Linked DNA regions of Homo sapiens: region 2 is linked to region 1. A link is an interaction called in ENCODE POLR2A ChIA-PET data of the cell type or tissue named here. Cell type or tissue: OCI-LY7. All regions are shown on one strand. Links, peaks and the distances in the headings refer to the core of each region. The heading gives the core; the rest is flanking DNA. Region 1 overlaps CS (citrate synthase). Region 2 overlaps TIMELESS (timeless circadian regulator).

Region 1 (5,377 bases), core at 103-5,102:
AAAATTTAGTTCCCCTATTTCTGTTGGGACGGAGAGGAGGAATGAAAAGAGGCCCTTCAGAAAGGTCACTCTTTCCCCCAGGCTGGAGTATAGTGGCATGTTAATAGCTCACTGTAGCCTTCAATTCCTGGGCTCAAGTGATACTTCCACCTCAGCCTCCTGAGTAGCCAGGATTACAGGCGCACATCACCAAGCCCAGCTAATTAAAAAAAAAAAAATTTTTTTTTGTAGAGATGGGGTCTTGCTCTGTTGCCCAGGCTGGCCTCGAGTGATCCTGGGCTCAAGTGATCCTCCATTTTCAGCCTCCCAAAGTGCTGGGATTACAGGTATGCACCACTGCACCCAGACAGAAAAGATTACTTTTAAAAGAATCAATCCAAAGGTAAATTCAGAGAGCATAGACCAAGCCAGTATGTTCCTAAAGCAAACGAGGAACACCTCAACTTGTTACCAGGGCTGTCCTTAACTCCTTTTCTTAACTTCCTCAAGAGTCTCCTCTATCTTACTGAGGATCACTTGAGCAAGAAAATAGGCAGCACAAACAGCCCTTCATAGCCCTTGCACCCTACATGGGCAAACAGGAAGCTGAACCCAGCACTGAAGATGTAACTTTGCCCTTTCTTTCACAAAAAAAGTGGGCAAAGAAAACATGTTAATAAGTTCAAACTATTGTTCTACAGAGTTAACCTTGTTCAAGCTATTCCATGGTTTAGAGTCCCACAGATTCCCTACTAGAGAGGCCCCATGTCCCAGAGACTACATCAGCCCAGCAGGAGACCTTTTAATTGAGGGTGGTTGTTTGCTGTGGTGATTTTTTTTTAAATTTAATTTAATTAATTTTTTTTTTTGAGACGGAGTCCCGCTATGTTACCCAGGCCGGAGTGCAGTGGTGCGATCTCAGCTCACTGCAAGCTCCACCTCCAAGGTTCAACACCATTCTCCTGCCTCAGGCTCCCAAGTAGCTGGGACTACAGGCACCCGCCACCACGCCTGGCTAATTTTTTGTATTTTAGTAGAGACAGGGTTTCACTGTGTTAGCCAGGATGGTCTCGATCTCCTGACCTCGTGATCTGCCCGCCTCGGCCTCCCAAAGTGCTGGGATTACAGGCGTGAGCCACCGCGCCCGGCCAGCTAATTTTATCTTTTAAACTTTTCTTATAGAGACGGGGGTCTTGCTATGTTGCCCCGGCTGGCTTTGAACTCCTGGGCTCAAGCGATCTTCCTACCTCAGTCTCCCACAGTGCTGAGATTACCGGCATGAGCCACTGCAACCAGCTGACTTTCTGTTTTGTTTTGTTTTGAGACCGAGTCTTGCTCTGTTGCCCAGGCTGAGTGCAGTGGCTTGATCTTGGCTCACTGCAACCTCCGCCTCCCAGGTTCAAGCGATTCTCCTGCCTCAGCCTCGCGAGTAGCCAGGACTACACGCACCCGCCACCATGCCCAGCTAATTTTTGTAGTTTTTTAGTAGAGACAGGGTTTCACCACGTTGGCCAGGCTGGTCTCAAACTCCTGACCTCAAATGATCCACTTGCCTCAGCCTCCCAAAGTGCTGGGATTACAGGTATGAGCCACAGTGCCCGGAAGATTTTATGTTTTTTTGTTTGTTTGTTTGTTTTTGAGAAGGAGTCTCACACTGTCACCCAGGCTGGAGTGCAATGGCACAATCTTAGCTCATTGCAACCTCCCTCTCCCAGGTTCACACTATTCTCCTGCCTCAGCCTCCTGAGTAGCTAAGATTACAGGTGCACACCAACACACCCGGCTAATTTTTTGTATTTTTAGTAGAGATGGGGTTTCACTATGTTGGCCAGACTGGTCTCGAACTTCTGACCTCGTGATCCACCACCTCGGCCTCCCAAAGTGCTGGGATTACAGGCGTGAGCCACCGCGCTCAGCCTGATAGCCACTTTCTAGCACCGTTCGGTGTCAGGTTCAGTCATGTTTTTTGCTAAACCTGAAGCTTAAAAAAAAAAAGTTATCAGAGGAATTTTAAAGGCAGCAATTCATTGGTAAGATTGCTCAAAAGGGTAGAGTAGAAAAAATTCAACTTAGGACAACTTTATCTAATGATGTAGAGTACAGAGCACTTAATTTGGAGTTAGGAAAGGAAGTCTGGGTTCTAGTCCTAGCTCCATTACTAATTAAGACAACCAAAGGAAAACAATGAACTACTATTTCTCTTCCCATTTCCATAATTAAGATAACACTTAAACTACTTAACTCAGAGTCTGATTCTCAGGTTCCAATAAGGACGTATATGCAAAAGTAGTCAAGTCTTGTTACTTAAAATGTGACCTCCTCGCCAGAAGTATTTACATTTCTTGGGCCTCAGACTTACTGAATCCAAACAGTTTAGATATGGAGTTACCAAGGACCAAGTCCTAAATGAACGTTCTGCCACCTTCCCACTGTGTTATCTTGGCTATGTAACCTAATTTCTAAGTCTCAGTTTTTACATTTCTAAAATGGTAATAATAAAAGCCAATTTCAGAGTAGTTAAGTAAACTAAATAAAATAATTTTCATAAAAGCATCTAGAACAGTGCTTTGTGCATAGCTGAATTCAGTAAATATTTGTTTCTTACAAATGTGTTGGCCTATCACCTACCATCAAGTGTCAGAACTTCCTGGGAGTTGGATCCCAGGAAAGAGGCAGTCAAGCCTGAGGCAGAGGTGAATGGATAATTCCTTCCAGCTGTGGAATACAAAATAAAGTCCCAATTTTCTTTCTTTCTTTCTTTCTTTTTTTTTTTTAACAGGCATCAAGGAAAAGATACCAGTTTTCTTTTTAAGGGCTTCTTGACCAAGAAGGGAGGCATCTCAGGGAGAGGAAACAAATTTAACTAACCCTGATGGCCACCAGCAGAGCAAATGACTCTAGACAGGAGGTGCTTGAGGACTGTAACATCAAAGGCTACATTTCATTTCCTCTACCCCGTGGCTGCCAAAGAAAGCTGCTGAATGGCTCTGAACAGTACATTCAGGTTATGTTCATTGATGAGACAGGTAGATTACAAACCTCTGAATCATCCCTGAACTTCTACCTCCCAGATTCTCCCCTAATCCTGGAGGTGTGACAGTTGGGCTTTTGGCTTCTGGATGCATGCCACCTGTAGAGTCACCTTACTGGAACAGCAGCTCTCAGGAGAATCAGGCAGTCATCTCACTCAATAGGTCAGCTCCTTCATGGGGAGAGATGGAGAGGGCTACTTCCAAAGACAAGGGCCTGGCTCACAATGTCTGACAGCCAGTATTCTCTATAGGGTGGAGGTGGCGTTATCACAATCACGAAGAGGTTTTTCCCCCACAATCACTAAGAGCTCATTTGTTGCCACCCCTTACAAGAACTCCTCTAGTGAGTCAGCTATTATTGATAGAGGTGGGCTGTAGCCCTCAAATGTGGTAAGATGAAAAAATATAAAAATTAAAAGAGGCCAGGTATGGTGACTCACACCTTCCTTTGTTCTCCTCTGCCTTTGCCTCTTTAAAAAAGTTCTAAGTTGCAGCTGGGCACTGTGGCTCAAGCCTGTAATCCCAGCACTTTGGGAGGCCAAGGCAGGCAGATCACGGGGTCAGGAGATCAAGACCATCCTGGCTAACATGGTGAAACCCCGTCTCTATTAAAAAATACAAAAAATTAGCCAGGTGTGGTGGCAGGTGCCTGTAGTCCCAGCTACTCGGGAGGCTGAGGCAGGAGAAGCTCCGGGAGGCAAAGCCTGCAGCGAGCCGAGATTGTGCCACTGCACTCCAGCCTGGCTGACAGAGCAAGACTTGGTCTAAAAAAAAAAAAAAAAAAGTTCTAAGTTGCTAGCCAATCAGGACAAATACAAAATGTGAGGTCCCATTCCAGCCAATGGAAACTGGAACTGGACACAGCAGTAGGGTGGATGCATCAGGGTATAAATGACCCTGTCTCCTTTGCTCGGTGTACTCTCGTGGCAAAACTGCTGGCGTGTACCCTTTCTGCAGAAAGTATAAAAATGGCCTTGATGGCCTGGCGCGGTGGCTCACGCCTGTAATCCCAGCACTTTGGGAGGCCAAGGCAGGCGGATCATGATGTCAGGAGATCGAGACCATCCTGGCTAACAGGGTGAAACCCCATCTCTACTAAAAAAATACAAAAAAAAAAAAAAAAAAAAAAAATTAGCCGGGCGTCATGGCGGGCGCCTGTAGTCCCAGCTACTCAGGAGGCTGAGGCAGGAGAATGGCGTGAACCTGGGAGGCAGAGCTTGCAGTGAGCCGAGTTCGCACCACTGCACTCCAGCCTGGGCGACAGAGTGAGACTCTGTCTCAAAAAAAAAGGCCTTGCTGAGTAAATTAAATTAAATTAATTAAATTTATGTTCAAGTGCTATTTCTTTACAGCACCAGGGAACAAGCATTTCAAACAGGAGGCTGAGGCAGAAGAATCGCTTGAACCCAGGTGGCTGAAGCTGCAGTGAGCTGAGATTGTGCTACTGCACTCCAGCCTGGGCAACAGAGGAGACTCTGTCTCAAAAAACAAAACAAAACAAAAAAAGCCCACTTACTCAATATAGGTTATTTTCCTCTTACTCCTTAGCCTATTACCATCACTGTTCCACATCTAGCACCCTCACCCTACAGTCAAGAAGCCAAATTTTCTTTGATTCTCCATCCTAGGTACATCCAGACTCTCTCTGTCCTTCTGCATATCCAGGATATGTCCTACCACATATCCACATAACCAACATTAAAACCTTGGGGGAGGCTGGGCGCAGTGGCTCATGCCTATAATCCCAGCATTTCTGAATTAAAAAGCAAGACTCTGTCTCTACAAAAAATAATTTAAAAAATTAGAAAACAGGCTGGACACGGTGGCTCACGCCTGTAATCCCAACACCTTGGGAGGCCAAGGTGGGTGGATCACCTGATGTCAGGAGTTCAAGACCAGCCTGGCCAACATGGTGACACCCCATCTCTACTAAAAATACAAAAATTAGCCAGGCGTGGTGGCACATGCCTATAGTCCCAGCTACTCGGGAGGCTGAGGCAGAATCGCCTGGACCTGGGAGACGGAGGTTGCAGTGAGCTGAGATTGCGCCATTGCACTCCAGCCTGGGTGACAGAGCAAGACTCCGTCTCAAAATAATAATACTAAAAAAAATTAGAAAACAAAACAGAAAAACCTTGCGGAAGAAGCTCCTGATTTTAACAGGGACTTCGTCCTTCATCAACAAAAGATCAGAGCTTGCCAAGCCAGCAGGACTGGCTTAGCTGATGGAGCAAACACAATACACTAATAACCAGTAGGAAAAAATCCTGTACTACAGACACTTCCAATGCAGAAGGAACAACTTGCATTCAGAGAACACGAACACAAATAGGACAAAGGCTCCTCTCTCCCCAGAACCAGGTCAG
Region 2 (5,377 bases), core at 167-5,166, 150 kb after region 1:
TCTGGTACTAAACTGGTGAACTTGAGCAGGTGGCTTAACTAAATCTCTTTCCTTATCAGTATACTGAGGAAATAATAATAATACCCACCCTCACAAGATATTAGGGAAGTGTAAATGAGATCATGTAAAGCAATGCTACTCAAACCTTGGTCTTCAGACCACTGCCAATCCACAAACTATTAGCAGTCTGCATCAAGGTAAGTACAGAAAGAAAGCATTAGCACTTAGAACATCTTAGGGCAATTTGACAGGCAGTTTACAGTTTTGTTTTGAGACAGGGTCTCCCTCTGTCACCCAGGCTGGAATGCAGTGGCGTGATCTTGGCTCACTGTAACCTCTGCCTCCCGGGTTCAAACTATTATCGTGCCTCAGCCTCCCAAGTAGCTGGGATTACAGGCCTGTGCCACCATGCCAGGCTAATTTTTTTGTGTTTTGTAGTTGAGATGGGGTTTCGCCATGTTGCCTAGGCTGCTGAACTCCTGGCCTCAAGTGATCCACCCACCTCGGCCTCCCAAAGTGCTGGGATTACGGGCATGAGCCACTGCACCCAGCCAATGTTTGTTGAATCTAATGATGATAATAATAAAAAGCCTGTATTCTCTATGTCTTTTTAAATGTTATTTTTCTAGTAATTTTATTTTACAGAAGTGCTTTTAGAACACTACTGATCTGCAACAGCTTGAGGGAAAAATCTACCTGGTCCTTTACCAAGACAGTTTGAGAAGCAGTGATATTAAGCACTCTACCCAGTGCTGAGCACAAAGTAAGAATCCCTGGCTGGACATGGTGGCTCACGCCTGTAATACTAATACTTTGGGAGGTTGAGGTGGGAGGATCACTTGAGTCCAGGAGTTTGAGACCAGCCTGGGCAACATAGCGAAGCCCAGTCTCCACAAAAAATAAAACACAAAAATCAGCCGGGCATGCTGATGTACACCTTTAGTCCCAGCTACCCAGGAGGCTAAGGCAGGAGGATCACTTGAGCCCAGGAGGTTGAAGTTGCAACGAGCTGAAATTGTGCCACTGCACTCCAGCCTGGGTAACAGAGTGAGACCCTGTCTCAAAAGACAAATAAACAAAACAAACAGAACCCCTCCCCCGCCCCAAATATTAATTTCCTCTCCATCTGTCAGACTCTATAGTCAGTTACTAAATGCTTAGGGAGAACCTTCCTGGCAAAAGATAGCGTGCAGGTGCAATGGTAGCGCTAAAGAAATTTAAGAAATGTAGATGCAGAGGCCAGGCGCGGTGGCTCACGCCTGTAATCCCAGCACTTTGGGAAGCCAAGGCGGGTGGATCACAAAGTCAGGAGTTCATGACTAGTCTGGCCAACATGATGAAACCCCGTCTCTACTAAAACTAACAAAAAATTAGTCAGGTGTGGTGGCGGGTGCCTGTAATCCCAGCTCCTCGGGAGGCTGAGGCAGGAGAATCACTTGAACCAGGGAGGTGGAGGTTACAGTGAGTTGAGATCGTGCCACTGCACTCCAGCCTGGGCGACAGAGTGAGACTCCGTCTCAAAAAAAAAAAAAAAAAAAGAAATGTAGTTGCAGAAATAAAATCCACAAATATAGAACAAACAATGTAAAAGATAAGGCAGTACAAGCTCTAAATACGTGATACTGAAAAAAACTAAAAAACTAGTACTCTTTTCAGGTTAAAGTGGTCAAGGAGGTTTTGTCTGAGGAAGCATGATTAGAACTGGGCCTTTGAAAGCTGCATAGGATTAAGGCAGCTGGGAATAGGATGGGCATTTAAGCAGAGAACTGCCAGTGCAAAACCAAAGAGGGAGCCATTATGAATAGATGAGTCCAACAGGAAAGCAATGGAAAAGCAGCTGGAACCAGCTTTATGGGAAAAACCTCATCTTTGTCCATCAGTTCAAAGATTTAGAACCTAAGCCAGGGAGCCACTGAAGATTTCTGAGCTAGAAAACAAAATGATCAAACCAGGGTCACACATATCCTACTACTGTATCACTATATACATCAGTTTGGCCATTTTCCCGTGTGGCCTCTATCTCTTTTCCTTTCAGTGCACTCACCCTGCAAAAGACCATACATAACCTCAGATCAATGCAACCATCTGCTTCCTAGACTTCAATTCAAATCTAGGCCCAGATGTGCTGGAGAAAACCAAACGACCCTCTATAGTGATATAAGATAGATGATGTTGCGGGAAGTCAGGGACCCCGAATGGAGAGACCGGCTGAAGCCACAGCAGAAGAACATAAATTGTGAAGATTTCATGGACATTTATTAGTTCCCCAAATTAATACTTTCATAATTTATTACGCCTGTCTTTACTGCAATCTGTGAACATAAATTATGAAGATTTCATGGACATTTATCACTTCCCCAATCAATACTCTTATAATTTCCTATGCCTGTCTTTAATCTCTTAATCCCGTCATCTTCATAAACTGACAATGTATGTCATCTCAGGACCCTGTGATCACTGCATTAACTGTACAAATTGTTTGTAAAACGTGTGTTTGAACAATATGAAATCAGGGCACCCTGAGAAAGAACAGAACAACAGCGATTTTCAGGGAACAAGGAAAGATACCATAAGGTCTGACTGCCTGGGGGGTCAGGCAGAATAGAGCCATAGTTTTCTTCTTGCAGGGAGCCTATAAACGACATGTGAGTAGGAGAAATATCACTGAATTCTTTTCCCAGCAAGGAATATTAATAATTGATAACCCTGGGGAAGGAATGCATTCCCAGGGGTAGGCCTATAGACGACTGCTCTGGGATTATCTGTCTTATGCGGTTGAGATAAGGGATGAAATATGCCCTGGTCTCCTGCAGTGCCCTCAGGCTTACTAGGATTGGGAAATTCCAGCCTGGTGAATTCTAGTCAGACTGGTTTTCTGCTCTCAAACCCTGTTTCCTGTTAAGATGTTTATCAAGACAATGTGTGCCCAGTGGGACATGGACCCTCATCAGTAATTCTAATTTTGCCCTTGCCTTGTGATCCTGCTCTGCCCTTTTGCCTTGTGATCTTTTATTGCCCTTTGAAGCATGTGATCTCTGTGATCCACTCCCTATTCGTACCCCCCTCCCCTTCTAAAATCCCTAATAAAAACTTGCTGGTTTTGCGGCTCAAGTCGCCATCATGGTCCTACCAATACGTGATGGCACCCACAGAGGCCCAGCTGTAAAATTCTTCTCTTTGTAGTCTTTCTCTTTATTTATGAGACCAGCTGACACTTAGGGAAAATAGAAAAGAACCTACATTGAAATATTGGGGGCTGGTTCCCCCGATAACATGTATAGCCTGCAACCTGAGCAGGGCCTTCAGCCTGGTCCAGCAAATCATTTCGGTATTCTTTTTTTTTTTTTTTTTTGAGACAGAGTCTTGCTCTGTCATACAGGCTGGAGTGCAGTGGCGTGATTTCGGCTCACTGCATCTCCGCCTCCTGGGTTCAAGCGATTATCTTGCCTCAGCTTCCCAAGTAGCTGGGATTACAGGTGCCCGCCACCACGCTTGGCTAATTTTTGTATTTTTAGTAGAGACATGGTTTCACCATGTTGGCCAGGCTGGTCTGGAACACCTGACCTCGTGATCCACCTGCCTCGGCCTCCCAAAATGCTGGGATTACAGGCATGAGCCACCGTGCCCAGCCTCATTTCTGTATTCTTGGTCCCCTTCATTGTCTCTTCCCAAAGAACCACTATTCCTAACTTTCATCATTATCCTCAAGCCCCTTCACTCTACTGCTTCCTTGCCTCCCACCTGGTTTATCTGCTTCCTTCCTGTTAGGAACAATTGAGGTTATCAGACATGAACTCTCTCAACTCTCTCCACCCAAGCCTAAAAACATACATATTTCAAACACCCACCCTTAGTTCTTTGCTTCTAATCTAAGTACTCTGTGATCCTCATTAATCACTTCCTGTCCCTTAGTTGGTTATTCCTTATTTCCAACCTTCCCTTTATACTAGCCCCATCCCCATATATTATGAGTTGCTCAAGGCTATTCCATCTGTTTTTTTCTTTTGAGGCAGTATCTCAAAAGTGTAGTGATGTGCAGTGGTGCGATCTCGGCTCACTGCAGCCTCAAGCCCCCAGGCTCAAGCTATCCTCCGACCGCAGCCTCCCAAAGTGCTGGGATTACAGGCATGTGCCCCCACACCTGTCCTAGCTCATCTTAAGGGGGGAAAAATCCAACATAAAATAAAACTTTCCCCTTTGATCTCTTATTGGCTGTTCCTCCTCCTACTTAAGTGCTGATTTTCCTTAGGCCTGCATCTTTAGCCTTCTTCCCTTCTCACTGTACGCGGCCTGATTGGGCAAACTCACCCTCTCCCATGCACTTCAACTACCACCCAAGCCAGAAGCCAGCAAATCTGTATTTCTGGCCCCTCTGAGCTATTGAGTTGACAATCTCGTATGTTAAACTGACTAACTGAATAGCATTCTCTACCTTTATGTCTCAAAGATACCTTACACTCAATAGGTCTAAAGCTGAACTCATCTTCCCAAGTCTGTCTCCACTTTGGCTCTCTCAAGGACTGACACTATCTCCTCAGTGAAGAAGGCTAAGAGTTTCACCTTATTAAAAGAAACCTAGGGCCAGGCGCAGTGGCTCATGCCTGTAATCCCAGCACTTTGGGAGGCTGAGGTGGGTGGATCACCTGAGGTTGGGAGTTTGAGACCAGCCTGACCAACATGGAGAAACCCCATCTCTACTAAAAATACAAAATTAGCTGGGTGTGGTGGTGCATGCCTGTAATCCCAGCTACTTGGGAGGCTGAGGCAGAATTGTTTGAACCCAGGAGGTGGAGGTTGCGGTGAGCCGAGATCGCACCATTGCACTCCAGCCTGGGAAACAAGAGCGAAACTCCACGTCAAAAAAAAAAAAAAAAAAAAAAAAAAAAAAAAGAGGCTGGATGTGGTGGCTCATGCCTGTAATCCCAGCACTTTGGGAGGCCGAGGCGGGTGGATCACCTGAGGTCGGGAGTTCAAGACTAGCCTGACCAACATGGAGAAACCCTGTCTCTACTAAAAATACAAAATTAGCTGGGTGTAGTGGTGCATGCCTGTAATCCCAGCTACTCAGGAGGCTGAGGCAGGAGAATCGCTTGAGGCGGAGGTTGCAGTGAGCTGAGATCGCACCACTGCACTCCAGCCTGGGCAACAAGAGCGAAACTCTGTCTCAAAAAAAAAAAAAAGAAACCTAGGAGTCACCTTAGCTCCATCTCACTTAACTTCCTTAAGTTCTTCTATCAGTTGCTGTCTATCCTTCTATCCCAATTGCTACTGCCTTAGTTCAGTTCCTGAGTAGCTCTTGCTTAGGTTACTCAACCTCTTCCTATCCTCTTTCTCTGCCTCCAGACTTTTTTTCTTTTTTGAAAGAGGGTCTCACTTT

The links. Peaks named below come from ENCODE experiments on the same cell type or tissue, not always from the same donor. Only the 100,000 strongest peaks of a DNase experiment are listed, where the experiment ranks them.
Region 2: POLR2A ChIA-PET joins it to region 1 with 5 read pairs; 14 of 35 experiments call an interaction of 5 or more read pairs at or near these places.

The regions. Positions count from the first base shown.
Region 1 is chr12:56,288,613-56,293,989 of GRCh38, forward strand. All of the region lies in intron 1 of CS (citrate synthase), which reads right to left. Among named protein-coding and RNA genes, the nearest start is that of CS, 9.0 kb to the right of the region's middle. In OCI-LY7, for the core only: no CTCF peak of the experiment used is centred there; a DNase peak (open chromatin) is centred at 2,909.
Region 2 is chr12:56,440,565-56,445,941 of GRCh38, forward strand. The region is part of intron 1 of TIMELESS (timeless circadian regulator); the gene reads right to left. Among named protein-coding and RNA genes, the nearest start is that of TIMELESS, 6.2 kb to the right of the region's middle. RefSeq lists an enhancer at 2,669-3,302. In OCI-LY7, for the core only: no CTCF peak of the experiment used is centred there; no DNase peak of the experiment used is centred there.